Linked DNA regions of Homo sapiens: regions 2 and 3 are each linked to region 1. Evidence: chromatin loops called from intact Hi-C (ENCODE). Cell type or tissue: heart left ventricle. All regions are shown on one strand. Links, peaks and the distances in the headings refer to the core of each region. The heading gives the core; the rest is flanking DNA. Region 1 holds the start of LOC107987043 (a long non-coding RNA gene). Region 2 overlaps SMARCA2 (SWI/SNF related BAF chromatin remodeling complex subunit ATPase 2). Region 3 overlaps SMARCA2 (SWI/SNF related BAF chromatin remodeling complex subunit ATPase 2).

Evidence for each region. Peaks named below come from ENCODE experiments on the same cell type or tissue, not always from the same donor. Only the 100,000 strongest peaks of a DNase experiment are listed, where the experiment ranks them.
Region 2: it touches region 1 in a loop (2.7-fold over the local background); 21 of 110 quality-filtered maps call a loop at or near these places.
Region 3: a loop joins it to region 1, with 4 times the contacts of the local background. A loop is called at or near these places in 13 of 110 quality-filtered maps.

The regions. Positions count from the first base shown.
Region 1 is chr9:2,238,449-2,245,281 of GRCh38, forward strand. LOC107987043 (a long non-coding RNA gene) reads right to left here and starts at 4,171. Exons shown (of 5, transcript XR_007061395.1): 1 at 3,979-4,171. RefSeq lists enhancers at 2,488-4,385, 2,679-3,553. In heart left ventricle, for the core only: a CTCF peak has its summit at 3,250; DNase peaks (open chromatin) are centred at 3,013, 3,613 and 4,163; H3K4me3 peaks cover 1,747 bases; H3K27ac peaks cover 741 bases.
Region 2 is chr9:2,155,627-2,162,459 of GRCh38, forward strand. SMARCA2 (SWI/SNF related BAF chromatin remodeling complex subunit ATPase 2) reads left to right here. Exons shown (of 34, transcript NM_003070.5): 28 at 6,060-6,277. Among named protein-coding and RNA genes, the nearest start is that of SMARCA2, 140 kb to the left of the region's middle. In heart left ventricle, for the core only: a CTCF peak has its summit at 2,611 (motif pointing left); DNase peaks (open chromatin) are centred at 2,295 and 2,885; H3K4me3 peaks cover 3,668 bases; H3K27ac peaks cover 2,894 bases.
Region 3 is chr9:2,129,685-2,136,517 of GRCh38, forward strand. All of the region lies in intron 27 of SMARCA2 (SWI/SNF related BAF chromatin remodeling complex subunit ATPase 2), which reads left to right. Among named protein-coding and RNA genes, the nearest start is that of SMARCA2, 120 kb to the left of the region's middle. RefSeq lists a silencer at 6,107-6,374. In heart left ventricle, for the core only: a CTCF peak has its summit at 2,996; no DNase peak of the experiment used is centred there.

The sequences.
Region 1 (6,833 bases), core at 828-5,827:
GTAAATATAGATTAAACAACAAATGTATTTGTAAGAAAATTTGAACACAATTTTCCTTGAATTTGGTGGTTGAATAAAACATGAAATTTGATCTATTTATTTTGATCATTTAAGTTGAACTGTTAATATACACACATGTATGTGTGTTTGCGTGTGTGTGTGAGAGAGAGAGAGAGAGAAAGAGAAAGAGAGAAATAGTAATTAGTTTTTGGAGACAAATGTCCAATACAAATATGGAAAGCTGCACACCTCCTCAGTTTTCTGGTAATCGTAATAAAAACAAAGTCACCAGATGGGCAAAAGCTAAAAAGATGAAAATATCAAGTTTGGAGAGGATGTAGAATAACAGAATCTCTCATACTCTCTGTTAGGGCAAGTGGGGCTGTAAATTGGATCAACTACTTTGGAAAAACAGTTTGGCATTGTCTAGTAAAAGTGAAGATGTACATAACCCTATACCCCAGCAATTGTACTCCTAGAGATTTCCCCTGGACAAATTTGATTTCATATATCAGGAGACATAAATAAAAATGCTCATAGCAACACTGTTTGTAATATTCCCAGTGGCAACAATGCAAATGTTTGTCAGGTATGTAATTAATAAATAACTGTGATATGTTTACAAATGGACTATCATACAGCAATAACATGGATAACCTACTTCTATACATAATAACATGGATGACTCCCACAAATGTAATGTTGAGTAAAGACACAAAATCCTCCTTCCTTTCACACAAATGTTAAAACAGATGAAACTAAGCAACATGTGTAGGGATACATACATCAGTGATAAAACTGTAAAGCAAAGCAAGGAAATGATGGTCAAGAATGTTAGCAGAGTAGTTAGGGAAGAGCAAGGTGGTTTTATCATTAAGGAGAGGAATGCAGTGGGTTAGAGAGGGCACCCGGGCTACTGATAATATTCATTTCCCAACCCTGGTAGTAAACACATACGTAACGTTCACTTTATAGTTGTTTGTAATACACTTTAATGAAGTTTTCTGGATGTATATTTCACAAAAAAAATTGATTTCTAAACTTGCTATTTTCTGTATGACTTGTGTATTAATGTATTAATTGAAGTTAAGCAAGAACAAAAAATATTTTCTGAAGCCTGTAAAATGGAGAGAAATGCTCAAGAATATGTTTTGGAAGGTACCAGCAACAGGGCAGCTCCAGGGTTCACAACCCTTGGAACCCTGTCCTTAGGGTGTAGTTACGGGATAATTTGTTCAACCTCTTATATCCTGGGTCTCTCTATTGAAAATCCCAGTTCCTGGAAGAGAGAATAGGATTGGCCTGGTCATATTCCCTATTGGTCACATGTCCTGATTTACCAGAGCCATGTGGAGTCAGAGAGGGGTCATTCTTCAAAGGCCAGGGAATGAGAGGGAAGGAAGACTGCATGGATGAAAATAACCTCCAATCTGGACACTGTCAAAGCCAACAGACAGAAAACACCAAGATCCAAGAAGGCATGCAGGTAAGAAACACTGACAAAGCCAAGATTGTTCTTGAAGAATTCATCCCACAGAAGGGCAGCAGTTCACTTGCTGCATTCTGTTGACCTTTGGATTCCAGGACTGGAGTACATAACTAATGTAAAAGAGTGAACAATGACATATGGATGACACTCTTCCCACGGTGCCTTAACTCGCCATATTCCCTCTGTCTGGGAAATGTGTGCCAACCCCAAATGTCACTCTGATCATCTCTCCTGTTCAGAAAACTAGACTTTGATCATCCTTTATGATCTCTTCTCTTGTGAACTTTATGGTGGTCAAAGTCACAGCAAGGTCGATTAAGAAAGGCCAAGAATCAGTGCTCCTGTTTGCTGGGACCAGGAGGCAGAGGACTAGCCTGTCATTCACAGGTCTTCTTTAGGGGAGGGGGCAGGGCTTGTAAATTGGGGAAGTGGGTGGGGTGGTGGGAAGCAGGAAATATTGCCAGGCCGGCAGGAATCCTGACCCTCTTGGTAACTCATCCTGTACCAAGCAACCAAGATAATTTTTTAAAGTACAGACTTGTGTGTGGAAATATATCCTTCCCACAGCTCAACCTCAGCTTTGAAATGATTCTCAACAGAAACACACACAGGTAAACAGTAACTTTCTGAAGCACAATGAGTGGCCTCTGCTACAGAGACCAGTTTGGAGACTGCCACATAATACAATTTAAATTAAGCATGAGTATCTTTTTTTTTTTTTTTTTGAGACAGAGTCTTGCTCTGTCACCCAGACTGGAGTGCAGTGGCGCGATCTCGGCTCACTGCAACCTCCACCTCGCGGGTTCACACCATTCTCCTGCCTCAGCCTCCCAGGTAGCTGGGACTACAGGTGCATGCCACCACGCCCCGCTAATTTTTGTATTTTTAGTAGAGATGGGGTTTCGCCATGTTGGCCAGGCTGGTCTCGAACTGCTGACCTCAGGTGATCCACCCGCCTCTGCCTTCCAAAGTGCTGGGATTACAGGTGTGAGCCACCGCACCAGGCCGCATGAATATCTTTATTCATGAGCCTGGATCCCTAAGAATGAGGGTGCCTCTGACTATTCTTAATTCGTTCAGCAGTCACATTCATCGCACAACACCCAAAGACATATTTGGTCTGCAGTTCGCACCTATTCCTCTGGAGCTTTGAACAGTTAATAAACATTAGCTCGTTAGCATTAATTAAAAGGCATCTTATTACAGCAGGATCCAGAGTTACCACCTAGCCACTCTAAAAACCAGCGGTCGGCTTGACTTCCAGCAAAGCCTCTTTTATCGATGGCTTCTGTGGGTGTAGTTAACCTCCGCCGTCCCCCGTCTGATCTCATTATTTCAGATCCTCGCATCCTGGCTGGCTTTGCCTTCTCTCTCTCCTCGATCCTCCCTTTACATAAATGCGATTGTTTCGTTGCTTCCTTCCTCGGAGCCCGGGTTTTGTCCGGGCTTGGCTCGGTTTGCGCGTTTAAGAACGAGCGCCTAGGCCTCCGGGCAAGGGTCTAGAGCTCCCGCAGCCCTTCACTGGGTGACCTCCTCCTGTCGGGGCCATTTGTCTTCAGGGCCTCTCTTTGAGGCTCTGAACAGGACGCTCCAAGTGGGGCCCGAGCGCTTGGCAGACAAGCCCCTGGATTGTTGCTAGAGACCCTCAGGTCGCCTTGGGGCGGAGCGCGCCTTTCATGAATCCGGGAGCCTGGGATGCGCATGGCGAGGAGGGGGGAAACGTGCTGGGGAGAAGGCAGGCCTTGATGTACGCCCTGGTGGACAAAAGCTGCTAGTGTCAGCTTGATTTGCAAGATCAACATTCATGAGTTTCACCGCTTAGAAAGGGGCATTATCTGCAAACCGGAGACTGAATGGAAGCCATAAACAAGTGATTTCACACTACCAAGCAGGAAGAATATTCTACCTCCTCAATTATTCTGAACAGCATGTTTGGCCCCTTCCAGGTTCCCACCGCTAGCGAGCCCTCCACCCCTGGTGTGTGCAAACGGTGGACCTTTCGGCGCCTAAGAAACCGGGTGCTGAGCCCGGGAGCAGCGCCTGCTTTTCTTCCCAAGATCCACTCCGGGTTTTGCCTAGCGCTGCTCCGGGAACCCATTCCAGACGCAGGTAACGCCAGGCAACGTTTTCCTTCTCACCCGCCCAAGGCCAGCCCCGAGCCGCCGGGGTTCCAGGCCCAACACAGCACAGATGCACGTTTCAAAATGTGCTCGAATATGCAGCCTGCATCAAAGGCGTTGGGAGGCTCTTTCATCCTCTCAGCTGCCTAAGAAGGGACATGCTCCCAGCTACCCTCATTTGTGGCTGGGTTTACTCTGAAATGAAGATGTACCTCTGGATGCAAAAAGAAAGGGTGGAAGGTTTTTTTCCCCCTACTTCTTGCACCCGATTTCTCATTTTGCCTCGCCCTCATCCTCATCCTTTGTGTATGCCAGGCTGTGTTAACCCTTTGAGAACCCCCGTGGCTTGCTCTTTTCTTTCTTCCTTACGGTTGTCATCCGGTTTGTAGCCTGACTTCTTCGGCCTGTCACGTACCCCTTTCCTTTTCCTGGAAGTGGTTTTGTTGTAGGACAGCCACAGGTGGACGGCTGGACCTTACCAAGCTTTGAAGGGCGAGGACCGGGCGAAGGCAAAACCTGGGAAGGCTCTGGCTGCCGCCAGAGGACCGGGCGGAGCAACCACAGTCACTGTGGTTATCATGTCCAGCCTCCTGGGACCTCCACTTAGCTTGGCTGTCACCCTGACCCCCGCCCGCACCTCCCCAGCTGCTGATCTCGGGGAGGCAGCCCTCCCTGAGGTGCTGAGGGCAGGACCCTGGCGAGCAGAAGTGAAGGGTTTAAGAGCCATCTCCCTACTAGAATGGTGCCCTGATGTTTAATGGCAAATTACCCAGCAAGCACCTATTTTTAAAACTTTCACCCCTTTTCCTTGGGAACCCCCCACTGTTATGGAAAATTTAAGCCTTTAAAGAAAACACGTGTGAGTGTGTGTATGTGTGTGTGTGCGCGCGCATGAGCATGAGAGAGAGAGAGAGAGAAAGAGATAGCTGTCGAGGTAAGTTGAGAGATGGAGGGGAGGGGAAGGATTTCAGCATCATGACGTAGTATAGGAGGAAGCTTTGTTCCTGGAGGATTGATTTTGTGAGGGAGGGCAGAACCAGACAACAAGGAACATTTAGATAATACGTCTGTACTCCGTAAAGGTGAGGGTCTACAACAGTCATCTAAGGCAGTGACAGACATGGGTCTGCACACTGAAACCGCAGGGTGTCAACAAGGCACAGAAAAGAATGCAATGTAGGGCGCAGTCCTTTGGCTGGGCTAGGCGTGAAGCATTCCTGAGAAAGGTCTACACTATGAAGCCAGCTCACTGTAGACTTGGGACTCACTGATCAGCCTTGGCTCTCTGTGGAGACTCAGGTGTTTGCTAAATGAACATAAGATACTGCAGAGAAGGCTGCTAGTCTCCAAAGCTCATGGAAAGCGTTTCTTCCTGACCAACTGCAAAAGAGTGGATGTATACTGTGCTAACCTTTGTGAGGAAAAGGAAAAATGGGAGAAATACATGTACCTGCATATCTTTCAAAAAAATAGAAATATAGGAGGAATAAACCAGTAAAGAATGAAGTGAGATGAAGCAGGTCACCTAACAAGAAGGTGGGAAACAGGGTGGAAGGAATATGAGAGGGAGAAACACTTCTATGGTATAGCTCTTTGTATTATTTTTGATTTTTGGAAGTTTATTAATGTTCTATTTATTTAAAAGATTAAACCAAAAAGTATGGGAAGGGAGAAAAAACTAAAAACCAAACTGAAAAAAATAAACTCAACTGTATTTCAAATGAATAACCACACTGAAAGGGGGAAAAAGAAATCTGAGTAGTTTATGAATACCCATTAGACCATATTCCATTAGACTTAGGTAGCGTGGGAGTCAGGAAGGACTTAAACACTAAACTCTTTTTACTGGGTTTGTTTTTGTACAGCATGGACACAGAAGGATTCTGAAATGATTTTAGATATTTCGTGGTATTGAGCAAATCAGTAAACACATTGTTGTTGAGATCCAGAGTTCTCACTGTGGAGAAGAAAGTTACAAATACAGAAAGAGAGAAGACATGGATGTAAGAAGAATGGACTGCAATTGGAGGTATTGCTGTGGACTCATAATTTCTGAAATGTGTATATATGTGTATGTATTAATGTGATACATATATATGTATATCTATCTCCTGGCTTTGCCCACTGAAGCAGAAATCTTGGTAGCAGTGGCCATACCTAACAGCGACACCTTGCTTTTGAATGTAGTATTCTAACTAAGAGGAATAAGGGATCCTTAGAGAAAAAATGTTTCCAGGGCAGAGGCAGGAAATACGTAAGATAAGCCTGGAACTTTTTTTTTTAATCGAGGTGAAATTCACATAACAAAATCAATCATGTTAAAGTGTATAATCCCGTGGCATTTAGTACATTCCCAGGGTTGTGCAACCACCTCCTCTATTTAGTGAGGGCCTGAAATGTCTTGTTATTCCAGAATGTAAGGAAATGTACAAAACATACTGGGGGCATGTCATGAGGACAGAGGAAGCAGGCTGGAACGGCTTCCCCTGCCCATGTCTGGGACAGTTTGAATACCAAAATAATTATTGGTAGCAACAAAGTATAAAACATTGAAAAAGTGTATAGAATCCATTCTATATACTCATAAGCATAGAAATAAATAAGTAAATGTGTGAGAAGGATGGCTCTTTTTACAGTAGACTACTGTTATAAACAGAATTGTGTCCTCCTAAAATGTGTATGTTAAAGCTGTAACCCCTAATGTGACTGTATTTGGAGATAGGGCCTTTAAGGAGGTAAGCAGGGTTAAATGGGGTCAATAGGGTGGGGCCCACATCCAATAAAACTAGTATCCTTAAAGGAAGAGGAAGAGACACCTGGGGCATGTACACAGAGAAAGACCAGCGAGGACACAGCAAGAAAGCTGTCATCTACAAACCAAAGAGAGAGGTTCAAGAAAAACCTACTCTGCTGGCACCTTGATCTTGGATGTCCAGCCTCTGAACTGTGAGAAAGAAATGTCTGATGCTGAAGGCACCCAGTAGGTGGTATTTAGTTATGGCAGCCTGAGCAGGCTAATACAAATACCTAGTGTCAACTGGTAGATGTAGCAGGAGAGCTGGAGTTGGGGGAAAAAAGTATTATTTTACCACCACTGTGTACTTAAGATTGTTTCTGGCAAGAGTCACCCAATGTTCAATTTAGATAAAATTTTGGTGACGAATGAGCAATTTACATGTTCTTAAAATGTCTCCTCATAGATTGCCTTTTGGTTGCAAGGGGAA
Region 2 (6,833 bases), core at 703-5,702, 83 kb before region 1:
AATTGACCTTGTCTCAGATGTGTAAGCCGTAGCTCCCCTTTTCCCTTCGTCACCCACCTCCATGTGCTTATGGCATATGGGGAAAGAGAAAACCTTTTTTTTTTTTTTTTTTTTTTTTTTTTTTTTTTTTTTCAAAAGTGATCTGAAGTTATTGATCAGTAAACTGGAAAACCCACTGTACCAGAAATTCAGTTAAGCTGAGGCTCAATTTTCTTCCCCTTTATGGTCAGCTTTGTACATTTCAGTCCCAAATCAGGGAGAACTGGGAGTGCAGTTGGCATCCCAGTTGCCTGACGAATGAAATACGAAACAGAGTCTGTTGAGTTAATGTCATCAGTTTATTGAACCACAGTCGGAGGAAAAAAACTATATCCAAAAAAGTCCTTACCCTTCAGACCAACTCATCTCTTGAATATGGGAAGCATTTGTTAACAAAAGTATAAGGTTTGTGAATAGTTATGTGCTATACACAGTTATTTTCTTACATCATGGATATTCCCTTAATAACCTTTGAAAGAATAAATGGGGATTTTCGAAAAGTTCTAGCCATTGGCCAGGGCAAGACTGAACGTGCTATCTGTTGAAATGTTAAAAGGGTTGAATTCTGAAGGAAAGCTAGCAAGATTTCGCTAATATGTGCTGTGTGTCGAGGTGGTAAGAACATGTATGAACCTGCAGTTGTTGGGGTTTAATTGGGGTTAAGTTGTTCCTTAATTTAGATAATTTGGTTTCTTTTCAGGGACTTTTTTTTCTTATGGGAAAATACCATAAAGTTTACCATTTTAGACTTTTTTTTTTTTTTTTTTTTTTTTTTTTTTTTGAGGCAGAGTTTTGCTCTTGTTACCCAGGCTGGAGTGCAATGGCACAATCTTGGCTAATTGCAACCTCAGCCTCCCGAGGTTCAAGCAATTCTCCTGCCTCAGACTCCTGAGTAGGTGGGATTACAGGGCATGCGCCACCATGCCCGGCTAATTTTGTATTTTTAGTAGAGATGGGGCTTCTCCATGTTGGTTAGGCTGGTCTCAAACTCCCTACCTCAGGTGATTGACCTGCTTTGGCCTCCCAAAGTGCTGGGATTACAGGCATGAGCCACCGTACCTGGCCCATTGTAGCCATTTCAAGTGTACATTTCAGTAACATGAAGTACATTTACATTGTTGTGCAACCATCACCAACATCCCATCTTCAGAACTTTTCCGTTATCTCAAACTGAAATTCTGACCTCATTAAGCACTAACTCCCCGGCCGTCTTCCCTCAGCCGCTGGTAACCACTGTTCTCTTTTCTCATCTCTGAAATCATACAGTATTTGCTTTTTTGCGTCTAGATTATTTCACTTTAGGGAATTTGATTTTATGTCAGTTTTTCTAACAGGTTGCTTGTGGAGACAGTAATAATCAAAAACTTACTGTCCAAAGCCCTGAGTCTGAAATTCTGCATCCAAAAGTGCTACAGTATGCATTAAACCGATTAAAATAACGTAGCATCTTTGAGGACGAGCTCTATGTTCAACTTTGTTGTTGTTTAATATTTATATTGTAAGAAAATCTCTCATATATGAAAATGTAAATGTAAAATTCCACTATTTTGTTGCCATTGCTTTTCTTGTTTGGGGGATCATTACTGTATTATTGGCTTCCAGGATCTCAGCAGGGCACGAGGGAGGTTTAGCCTGTCTGAATTTTGGAATCAAGTTTGGTGATGTGTGAGCTGTCCCCAGAAAGCACCAGTATAATGTAGTGGTCTTAACCTGCATTCTTTAACGCTTAGCCCTGGGCTCTATAACCCCACCCCCATGCCCAGCAGCATCCCAGGGTCCTCTTCTGGAATCCAACTAGAGTTCCTAAGGGAGGAGGATCCCCAGAGGGAGAAAGAGAAAGTGTCAGTGGACAGAAATATGATACTGAAATAGCAGAGTTAGTGTTTGAGTACTGACTTTTCCCGTTGCACATGGAAGAAATTTCCATGCCTTGTCTGGATATCTTTAGAATTGCTCCTTTCAGTGTTAAGATGGTTTGTTCCACTGTAAGGACTGTGCCACATGGCTTGGTGGACTTGGAGAGGCGGAGGTGGAAACGATGCGCAGGAGTTGGCTTGGGGCTTTTTGTTTGCGTGTCCCTGTTTACCTATTCATAATCATGGATCCCCTCTGCTTTGTGATACTGTGAACCACGCATAACAGCAATTCTTTACACCACCGGGTTGAGAAGAAGGCGCCTGAGGCTGACTTTCTGGACCTGCCGTCACGCAGTAAAGATGTGGTTGGTGTGTGTCAGGATGAGAGGGCCACGACTGGACCCACGTGTGGCTGCTTCCCGGGTCTGCCATGTGCTTTGCTAGCTGCAAAGCGTTTCCTCTAGAACAGCTAATCCTGCATGACTGTCTCCTGCATTTTGCTGTCAGAACGTGCACGCCGCTTTCATAAGAACTAATTGAAGAGGGAGCTAGTTTGCATCTCGTTCTTGCACACCCTGAGTCATGAAAAACATTTTCTTTTAAGCAAAATTGAAAGAAAGAAAAGAGAGAAAGAGGGCCAAAAAAAAAAAAAAAAAAAAAAAAGGTTGCCATCCAGTGGAGGAAGGAGTAATTCCCAGCTTCATTCAGGAAAAACGCAGGCTGAAATATGCTTAACTGTTTTAACTTGACTGGGGATTTTTACCACCATATGGGTTTTTTTTCGTGACATCCGGAGCCAAACGGGTGCAGTGTGCCTTTAAGAAAAGAGGTGCCTCACTAAACTTCGCTGTAGTTGTGTTTCACCGTCTCGGTAGGGAAGGAAAGTGTTAATTTCTTATTTGTACACTTTTTTTCCCCGACTTCCTTCCTATTCACTTCATTAAATCTAGAGGCAGTTGAGCATGGGAGCCGTCTGTATGTTGAATTAGGGCTCGCACTCTTGCGCAACACGTCACCAGTCGGAAACTGGGGGTTTGCTTCTGTGATTTATTTCATTATTGTGCTGGTAAAAGGTTTGGAAGGGAATTCTTTTTGGGGGTAGTACTTTAGCATTGTGTAGCAAGTTTTGGGGTTTTTTTTGTGTGTGACCCCCCAGCCCCCAGCGCTGAGTTTGAGTCAGTTGAGCCAGTTTAGTAAATAATTTTTTAAAATAAAAGAACAGTTTAAAATCTCCATGAATAATTTTACTTACATGCAGGAGTAATCTTACTCTACTCTTTATGTGCGAAAAGCATTGGGAAGTGTTTAGTGAATTGATTTCCATTAGAAAAAGACCCTTAGAAATCACAGAACATAAAGCACTGCATATGGATGTGTTTGGGGTCTTTGGGGAGGAGGGAAGATGTTTTGTAGCTCTCTGCATTCCTGCATAAAACCTTAGTTTGAGGGGAATAATGGTCAGTACTTTGTGTGTTTCCTTGTAATTCCAAAACCTAAATTTAATAAGAATCTGCACGTATTAGCAGTTGTAATAAAAATTGTTTCAGTTGTTCTGTTTGCAATTTAATTTGTTTTCGCTTCTTAGCTACTCACAGATTTAGAGATTTAAAAGTCCAAATATCACAAGCTTATGCTTTTTCCCTCTTTTCAAAATTAAGGCGGGGTGAGAGTAGAAATATCCTTTTTACAACTCCCCCCAACTTCATTTATCTCAGTGAGAAGAAAAACAATGAAAAATTTTACAGCATGAAACTGAAAGTGAAGTGTTACAGTTGTTCTGAATTTTCTTTAAAGAGCAGAATAACATATTATGTTAAAATATTTGAATCTTAGAACATGTACATTGCTTTTATTTACATGCATTTAATTTTCTTAAAAAATTGTCTTCTGTTTTAAAAATCATTTAGACTGCTCCAAACCATGCTGCTATTTTTTAAAAAATAAGGTACAAAATACCAAAAAAGCATACCTTGTTTTAATTTTTTAAAATAAATTTGAATATTAATTTGTTTTCTTACTGGCTTAATTGTTAAAATGCGAGCAAGACTCAGAAACCATCTGAGCTAAAATCTCTAATTCTGCTGCCTGGAATAATAAGGGGAAAAAAATATGATAAGTAGTTGTCAATATTAAAACAGGCTGAAGGAGGAAGCCTTCGGGCCTTGTAGTAGGTAGCATGAAACAGCAGATTTGAGTATCCACAATCCTTTCAGTATTAAATTTTCAGTAAAATAAAATTACTTGTATATGAAAACACAGCCTTTCCCCAGCTCTCTTTTTTTTCCTGATCAGCTGATGAAGAGACTAGCAGCTCGCTGCTTTGCTGGCTTGTTAATTTTATCCCCACTAACTGTGATTTCTGATAGCCGGCCTGCTGATAGTGGTAAGGTAAATATCCTTTTTCGTTGCCGTCTTGAAGATTCAGTAGAACTACATCCCAGGCATGTGTAGGTGTGTAACACATCAAAAGCCGGTGTTCTCCGTATTTCTGTGTGCAACTGGGTGCTTGAGGAGAGCAATACCATTAACTGTTGACAGCCTTGCATGCTGTATTTATTATTAGCATGTTCAGCCTCCAAGATATGCGGGACAATTTCCTTTTCTTAATCTTCGCTTAGCTGCAGTGTGTTTAGCTGTATAGTGGGTGTCCTGCTTTTAGGCAAATGAATATTAATGCAATAATGTGAAGCTTTTTTTTTTTTTTTCCTTTTCCTTTTTCCTCATAACTCATCAGATCTCGCCTCCTTCATAGTGGTTATCTGAACACTGTAGGATCGTGATGGAAATTGTCTTTTGATTATTAAGGCCTAGGCTCAGACTGTCCCTTAGGAATCTGTCTGTGTGCATGTTGCTTCTATGGATTTGCACATTGGAGGATGCGTAGAAAACATATTTTTTTAAAAATCCCACTGGCATTTTTAACATGCCAGGTTGTTTTGTGTTCTGCACCAGGTTTTCTTCACAAAACCTTTCTTTTTCAGGAAGCGTTGTACATAAGTGAAAGAAATTATGTCTGAGCTGTAATCACTCTTTATATTGATTGTTATACTCACATGATCATAAATATTAGCCATGTTTGGTGCTGTGGAGAAATGAAGGTAATTGCCTTATGATTAGAGCTCTTTCAGCTACGAGAAAGGATTGATTATCATTTGCATACTGGAGGCAATATTGAGAGGCAGGAGGAACAAATAACAACATTAGTTATTTTGTGTGAGAGAGCAATCTCAAAACGTAATTTAAAGATCTTTTTTTTAGAAAATTTCTTTTCTATGTTCAAATTTTATGTTCTTTTTTTTTTTCTTCCTTGGCAGTATTTTTCCCCTTTATTTTTCTTCTTTTGAGTTTTGAGATTTACCAGGAAAAAAAAAAAAAGTTTAAACTTCTGGGTCTGTCACATGGATCTTTTAGCCCTTTATGAACAGGTTTCTTTTATACCTGGTTGTTTTTATAGCTATTTTATTATCTCTCTGCATTAGTGCTGCTGGCTCTGGTTTAAAGCAAGCGTTTGCAGGTAATTGGAAAAAAGTGTTTATTGTTTGTGAGTGTGTGTGTTCTTTATCGAATGATTTAAGTGCGTTTACCAAGGAATGTGGCTTTGTACTTTCCCGTTTCCTTGTTTACTAATTGCCACGTTAGAACAAAAATCTAGATGGAATTTTGATTTATATTGTTAATCATGAATAAATTGATGCAAAACCTGAAGAAAAGGTCAAAGCTTATATGATCGTGTGGATGTATTCTTAGGGATTGTTTTTTCATAACCCACCCCTCGTTTTGTTTACCTTTTCCTTCCCTTACAGTAATGAGAACATTAGGGTCTTGTTCTTAAACTGAGCTAAAATTTCATCTGGATTCAGTTATCATCAAACACTTGAATTTATAGATCTTTTAATATTTGTCATATTCTCCTTTACTGTGAGTGTTTTGGGCCTTCAGTGTGTTTTGCTCATGAAACAGACTTGAGTTAAAGATGCATTTATCCAATATGGTAGCATTCCTTTTTTCTTCTTCCTCCACTGATTACTGTTAACTTTTACTTTTTTTTGGTTAATTTCTTTCATTTTATTCTAATTGTTGGAGCTATATATAAATATACACATACTTTTTTTGTCTTGGTTATTCTCTTGTCTTGAATTTGTCTCCTTTGTTTCCAACGAACAGGCCATCGAAGACGGCAATTTGGAGGAAATGGAAGAGGAAGTACGGCTTAAGAAGCGAAAAAGACGAAGAAATGTGGATAAAGATCCTGCAAAAGAAGATGTGGAAAAAGCTAAGAAGAGAAGAGGCCGCCCTCCCGCTGAGAAACTGTCACCAAATCCCCCCAAACTGACAAAGCAGATGAACGCTATCATCGATACTGTGATAAACTACAAAGATAGGTGAGTGTTTGGTTCCTTCACCTTGATCATCTCTCACCAAGACGCCGAGTGGCGCTCCCTGAGGAGCAGGAGTTGTTAAGTTGTGCACTTAGGTTTTATTAAGGTTCTTTCTAGTTTGTGTTTTATGGCTTTCTCTCTTTGTACCTGTTTAAAATGGCCACTGTTGCTATTTTGTATGATGTTTCATCAGGTATTATTTAAGATAGTTGAAAATTTAGTTTAGATTACAAAATGTTTAAAATATCTAAATTAGAAAAGGATTCTTAAGGACCTCTGAAATACCATCTGAAAATGAAGATATTTCAGATGAAAGGGATTGGAATGATGGAGTAATATTATTTTTTTTAATTGAATTGTTAGAGAAAGAAGAATCCTAATATATTTAAGGTAAATATTTCATGTTAAGACTGTTTAAAGCAAAATAGATGCTTCATAGTAAATACAGTTTCTCCTTTCCTTCCAACACTTGAATTTCTGAGCACTTGAATTATCTCTTTCTTCCTAATACCACATAGCATGGTCTTTCAGCAAATTTACCTTTTTTATGGGATTTTTG
Region 3 (6,833 bases), core at 565-5,564, 110 kb before region 1:
ACATCCCCAACCCTGTAGTCATGTGGTTGGTCTTTCTGGTGACCAGTGCCCACTGGAGCTGTTTAGGGGCCTATCACACATGACACTTCATTATCAGAACAAAGTTACTCCTGTCACTACGGAGATGTCAAACATAGAAACTCCATGTCAGGAACCCAGGACAAAGACCAGACAAATTCTTTTTTTTGAGGCAGGATCTCACTCTGTTATCTAGGCTGGAGTATAGTGGTGTAATCTTGGCTCACAGCAGCCTTGACCTCCCAGACTCAAGCAATCCTCCTACCTCAGCCTCCTGAGTACCTAGGACTACAGGTACATGCCACCATGCCCGGCTAATTATTGTACGTTTTGTAGAGTCGGGGTTTTGCCCCATTTGCCAGGCTGGTCTTGAACTCCTGAGCTCAAGTGATCCACCTGCTTCCGTCTCCCAAAGTGTTGAGATTACAGGCATGAGCCACCATGCCCAGCCTGACAGATTCTTTATTATATAATAGGTAGTAATATATTCAATCCTGACCTTACTTCTCTTCCTCTTGACTCCTGTTTCCTCCATGGAAGAAGGCTCTCCTCCTTGCCTTCCTGTTACGTGGCAACTTCCTGTTCCCGAGTGATAGCACCATGTGCTGTGGCTTCTTGTGCCATTCTGAGAATCCCGGTCCTCGGCCTTGTCGTGGCCGAGTGGTTAAGGCGATAGATGAGAATCCCAGTCCGCTAGGTTTGGCTCTTGATCGTAAAGGTGGTGAAGGGAATTCACTACCCTATTTTGGAAGTCAAAGATGTTGTCATTTTTGTCTCTGCATACCAACTTTATCCTAATTCTGCTCAAGGCAATGAGTAACTCTCCCGAACAAGGGATGGTTCTTTTAGAAAGTGTGAAAGAGAATATTAACATGGTTAACAAATATTCCATCCATTACAGTTTTGTAACTTTCCTATGGTGTGTGCCCAAGGTGATAACAGTGCTATATTACAGATTACATATATATATATTTGCATGCGCAATTATACATATACATACATACATACATATATATATACACACACATATATATATGTATAATTGCGCATGCACAAGAAATGGCCCATCTTGATAATTTCTTGGAAACATATATTTGCTTCTTTATATGTAAGAGCAGGCATTCCATCTACCTAAATTCTGACAAGCCCAGTGGGCCACGGTTTTCCGGTTTAATGTCAGCCCTGTGTACACTGGCTGTGCTGTTTCTAGCACCGTAAGGCAGTCATCATTATTGAGCCAGGGGCTGTGCAAAATTGGGGTGATTGCAGAGCCAAAAAGCGGGCTGGAGGGTGGTTTCTGGAATGCCTGTTTTACTATTCTTCCTGTTCCTTTGCTCTTTCTGCCAACTTCAGAATCCTTCCTTTCCTTAAAACATTTAGTGATATCCCTGAATTTATTTAATTGCTACGTGAGTGATTTTTGCCCCACAGCACTGGAAGATAATTGGAATGCATTCTAGCTTATGTGCTCTGGATAATATGCAATTACCAGCCAGCTGGAGAGTAGTATGCCTTTGTCTCACAATGTCTTGTAATTTTAAAAAGTTTCTCCTATTTGCTGTTGTCTCTTGTTACCTTTCTTACGGCATCATATATCTACTATGGGGTCCTTATGTCTGAATGTGTAGACACTTCTTTTGGTATACTGAATAAGCTCCTGGCGATGAGGGAAGACACCGCTTTGTTTTGTGATGTCCTGTGCAGTTGGGCCCCAGTAAACGCTACGGAAATGATGGTGATGAGACTTATTTCTTTAGATCTTTAAATTGGGCGATAGATAACAGCAAGTTTTAGAAGCCATAGAATTTCAAGAGGAACTTTGCAGAAAGACAGAACACCCTCCTTTTCCTTGACCAGTCTGTCACCAGGTGACAGCCTGAGCTTCCCATGGTGAACGTGCCTAAATGGGGTTCCCATCATCATGTCTGCTGACTACTAAAATAATTTTGGGGTTTTCTTCTTCCCAAAGTTTAACAAAGTAGAAAAAACAAAATGAGGCCGGGTGCGGTGGCTCACGCCTGTAATCCCAGCACTTTGGGAGGTCGAGGCCAGCATGGCGAAACCCCGTCTCTACTAAAAATGCAAAAATTAGCTGGGCGTGGTGGCGGGTGCCTGTAATCCCAGCTACTCGGGAGGCTGAGGCAGGAGAATCACTTGAACCTGGAGGTGGAGCCCGCAGTGAGCCAAGATCACACCACTGCACTGCAGCCTGGCGACAGAGCAAAACTCCATCTCAAAAAAAAAAAAAAAGGAAAAAAAAATGACATTTATAATACTAGGTGCTAATCAGTAAGGTAAAATGTGATACATCTCAAGAGAATTTAGTGTCTTTAAAAAGCTATGTAATACCAAGCTGCAATAAGCTCTCTGAGTTGGCCTCTCATCACAGGAAGCCAAACTGCTAAACTCTACACAGGAAAAGGCAGACAAATCCATGGTGAATTAGTCACAAAAAACTGGGGAAAATACGAAGAAAGGTTAAAGAACAAGACATTTGAAATTCTATGGAAATACACAATGATAAATAAAATATTTCCTCACAGGTGTAAAGAGGTGGGCTGTGGATTTTTCTCTGCCTAGAGATCTTGCAAGCAAGCTAATGCCTCCTCTGGGCTGCATTAAGTATGATCCAGCCTGAAATCACAGACAGGGGCTTGAATCACTCAGCTCTGTTTCTCCTGACAGCATTAGTGATTCTCGTAGATGTACTTTTCCCCTAAAATATTTTATTTTACACTGGCAAGATTTTTTTGTGGGGGGGGATCCTTTTTCTAAAGCATAATGTGCATCATGTTTGTAATATTTGGCTGCATTTGTTTTGTCATTTAAAATCTTTTCTTGCTTTTTCTGTAAGATGTGAGAAGCTTTGTAAACATGGACCCTTTTTTCTTTTATCAAATGGCATTTTAACTTTTAAAATTGGGTCATCAGATTTACTGGGGCAAAATTTTCTAGCAAGCTGCATTTCCGTTTTTATACACAAGGGAGAGCTAAGGCCCTAGAAAATAGATTTGGGTTTTGCCAAATTCCAAGTCCTTCAATACTTTAGGGTGGAAGTACTGAACTAATTAAGAGTGGTAACAGTTGTGAATTGTTTGGAAAAATACTTGATAGTAATAAAATAATTTTAAGAACTTTGTATAATTTTTATTTTTTTCTGAAATCCAGTGACTAGATTGCTTTAACAGCCCATTGGACTTAACATTTCCCATTTTATATAATTCGGGAGAATAAATTTAATAGAATAGTCCTCAGAGGTCTGACGGAAATATACTAAAATAAATAATAAAGGTTGAGGAGTGAGAGGGAATTGTTTTGATTTTTAAAACTTTGATGCTTGGAATTTCTGGTCTTGAGTTATGTCCTCTGAAATCAGGATTCAGCTCTGAAATCAAACTCACTCATCGAAAGTAACCATGGGAAACTGAATTTGGCCTACAGATACTAAGGAGCCCCAATAATTTCACATTATCTTTTAATGGAGCAAACTATTACAGAGAAATCAGAGAAATAATATTTTAGGAATTTGTATTATATTTTAGAAATAATATTTTAGGAATATGTCTATCTGAATCAAGATTTGGTTTTTGACGTTTTCTGCTTTTTTACTTTATTTTTTTAAGAGACAGGGTCTCACTCTGTCACCCAGGCTTACTGCAGCCTCAAACTCCTCGGCTCAAGCAGTCTTCCTGCCTCAGCCTTTTGAGTAGCTGAGACTACGGGTACGCACCGCCACACCCAGCTAATTTTTGTATTTTTTTGTACAGACAGGATGTCACTCAATTGCCTAGGCTGGTCTTGAACTCCTGCCCCTAAGTGATCCTCCTGCCTCAGCCCTGCAAAGTGTTGTGGTTACAGGAATGAGCCACCGCGCCTGGCCAGTTTTTGTTTTGTTTAGTTTTTTTAATCAATAAGGCTACATGTTTCAGTCAGTGTCAGGATTTAAAAAAAAAAAAAAAGTCTACATGAAGAAAATCTTCATTAATTTTCTTAATAAAGAAATGTAATTATTCATTAAGAGGTGGAGGTGGGGAAGAGTACAGTTTAGGAAGCAGAGACAGGGCAGGGTGGCCTCATCATCATTATGCCTCAGGGTTCGGGTGAGCATCAGAAAAATAACTGTGACTTTTGATGGCTCTCTATATGGAGAATTTAGGATAGTGATTAAGAGTACATGCCTTGAAATCTGATGAACCAAGAGGTTCAGATTCCGGTTCCATCTAATTAGCTGTGTGACCTTGGGGACCTTGTGTCACCTCTCATAGCTTTGCTTTCCTCTCAGGGAAAATCATAGAACCTACTTGATAGGGTATTCTGAGAATTAAAGGTGTGTAACATAGAATCTGGCATATAAGAAGGACTCAGAAATACGTATTAGCTATTAAGAAAAAGTTTCCAATTATTTCGAAGAAGACCTAATGGATAATAGAAAAAGAAGAAAATACGTTCTCTTTTGTGTCTTGATGACAAGACTCGGGGTGACAAGAGAAAGGTAAAATTGGGAATCAAGAAGCTCCTTTCGCTTACTCACTAATGGAATTAAAAGAGAACAATATGTTTACTTGCTGAATATGTTACAGGACCACAGGTTTATTCATCTCAAGCACTCCAGCTTGTACTCATTCAGCCATTAAGTCTCTTTACCCTGGTTTTTACCTAGGTGCACACCAACCCAAACTCGCTCGGCCATTAACTCTCTTTACCCTGGTTTTCTCCCTAGCTGTACACCAACCTATACTCACTTGGTTATTAACTCTCTTTCCCCTGACTTTCTACCTAGCCGCCTGCCAACCTATACCCACATGGCTATTAACTGTCTTTACTCTGGTTGTCTCTGTAACCCTGCATGCCTGCAGGAAAAACAATGGGGCTAGCAGTCAGGAGCCTGGAATGTGAGTTCTGACGCTGCTACCAGATAAATATGTGATCTTGGACAGGTCTCCTGACCTTCCTGGGTTGTTATGGACTGATGTTTATGTCCCTGCAAAATGGATATGTTGAAATCCTAACCCCCAATGTGATATTAGGAGGTGGGCCCTTTGGAAGGTTATTATATCATGAGAGCCCTCATGAATGGAATTAGTACTCTTATAAAGGGGACCCTAGAGAGCCCCCTAGGTCTTTCTACAACAGGAGGTCAGCAATCTGCAAGCTGTAAGAGGGCTCTCACAGAATCCAATCATGCTATACCCTATCCTCAGACTTCCAGCCTCCGAAACTGAGAAATAAGTGTATGTTATTTATAAGCTATATTAGGGTTATCCACAGAAACAGAACCAATGGGATATGTGGAGCCATGTATAAGAGGAGATATATTATGGGCCTTGACTCGTGCAAGAAATCCCATGAGATGCCACCTGCAAGTTGGAGACCCAGGAAAGCCAATGGTATAATTGAGTCCAAGTCTGAAGGACTGAGAACCAGAGCAGGGACCACTGCTGGTATAAATCCTGGATTACGAAGACCTGAGAACTAGGAGCTCCAGTGTCTGAGGGCAGGAGAAGATGGATGACACAGCTCAAGAAAAGAAGGAATTCCCCTTTCCTTTGCCTTTTTGTTCAAGTCCAGCCCTCAATGGATTGGATGATTCCTACCTATGTGGGTGAGGGTGAATCTTCTTTACTCAGTATGTAGATTAAAATGCAAATCTCTTCCAGAAACAACCTTACAGACACATCACAAAATAATATTTTACCAACTATCTGGGCATCCCTTAGCCCAGTCAAGTTGACACCCAAAATTAACCATCACATCAGTCACCCAGTTAATGGTATTTTGTTATGGCAGCCTGAACTAAGACATGCGTTGAGTTATATTATCTTTAATTTGCAGGATCCCTTCCATCTATCTAACAGTAACCTCTAAAGTCACCTGAAGCAGCTATTATGGAGTACAGTGGTGCAATCTTGGCTCACTGCAACCTCTGCCTCCTGGGTTCAAGCAATTATCCTACTTCAGCCTCCCAAGTAGCTGGGATTAAAGGTGTGTGCCACAATGCCTGGCTACTTCTTTGTATTTTTAGTAGAGATGGGGTTTCGCCATGTTGGTCAGCCTGGTCTTGAACTCCTGACCTCAGGTGATCTGCCTGCCTTGGCCTCCCAAAGTGCTGGGATTACAGGTGTGAGCCACAGCACCCAGCAACTTTTACTTTTTTTTTGAGACAGAGTTTTGCTCTGTCGCCCAGGTTGGAGTGCAATGGTGCAATCTTGGCTCATTGCTACCTCCGCCTCCCAGGTTCAAGTAATTCTTCTGCCTCCGTCTCCCGAGTAGCTGGGACTACAGGCGAGTGCCACCACGCCCGGCTAATTTTTGTGTTTTTAGTAGACATGGGGTTTCACCATATTGACCAGGCTGGTCTCGAACTCCTGATCTCGTGATCCGCCTGCCTCAGCCTCCCAAAGTGCTGAGATTACAGGCATGAGCCATCGTGCCTGGCAACTTTTACTTTTTATTGTGGTTTTTAATAATAATTATCCCCTGCTTCTTTTTTTTTTTTTTTTTTTAAGATACAGTTTCAATCTGTTGCCCCGGCTGGAGTGCAGTGGCACGATCTTGGCTCACTGCAACCTGCGCTTCTCGGGTTCAAACAGTTCTTGTGCCTCAGCCTCCCGAGTAGCTGGGATTACAGGCACGTGCCACCACCCCTGGCTAATTTTTATATTATTGGTAGAGACGGGGTTTTGCCATGTTGGCCAATCTGGTCTCGAACTCCTGACCTCAAGTGATCTGCCCACCTCAGCCTCCCAAAATGCTGGGATTACAGGCGTGAACACTGTGCCTGGCCTATTCCCTGCTTTCTCATCTTACATAAATGT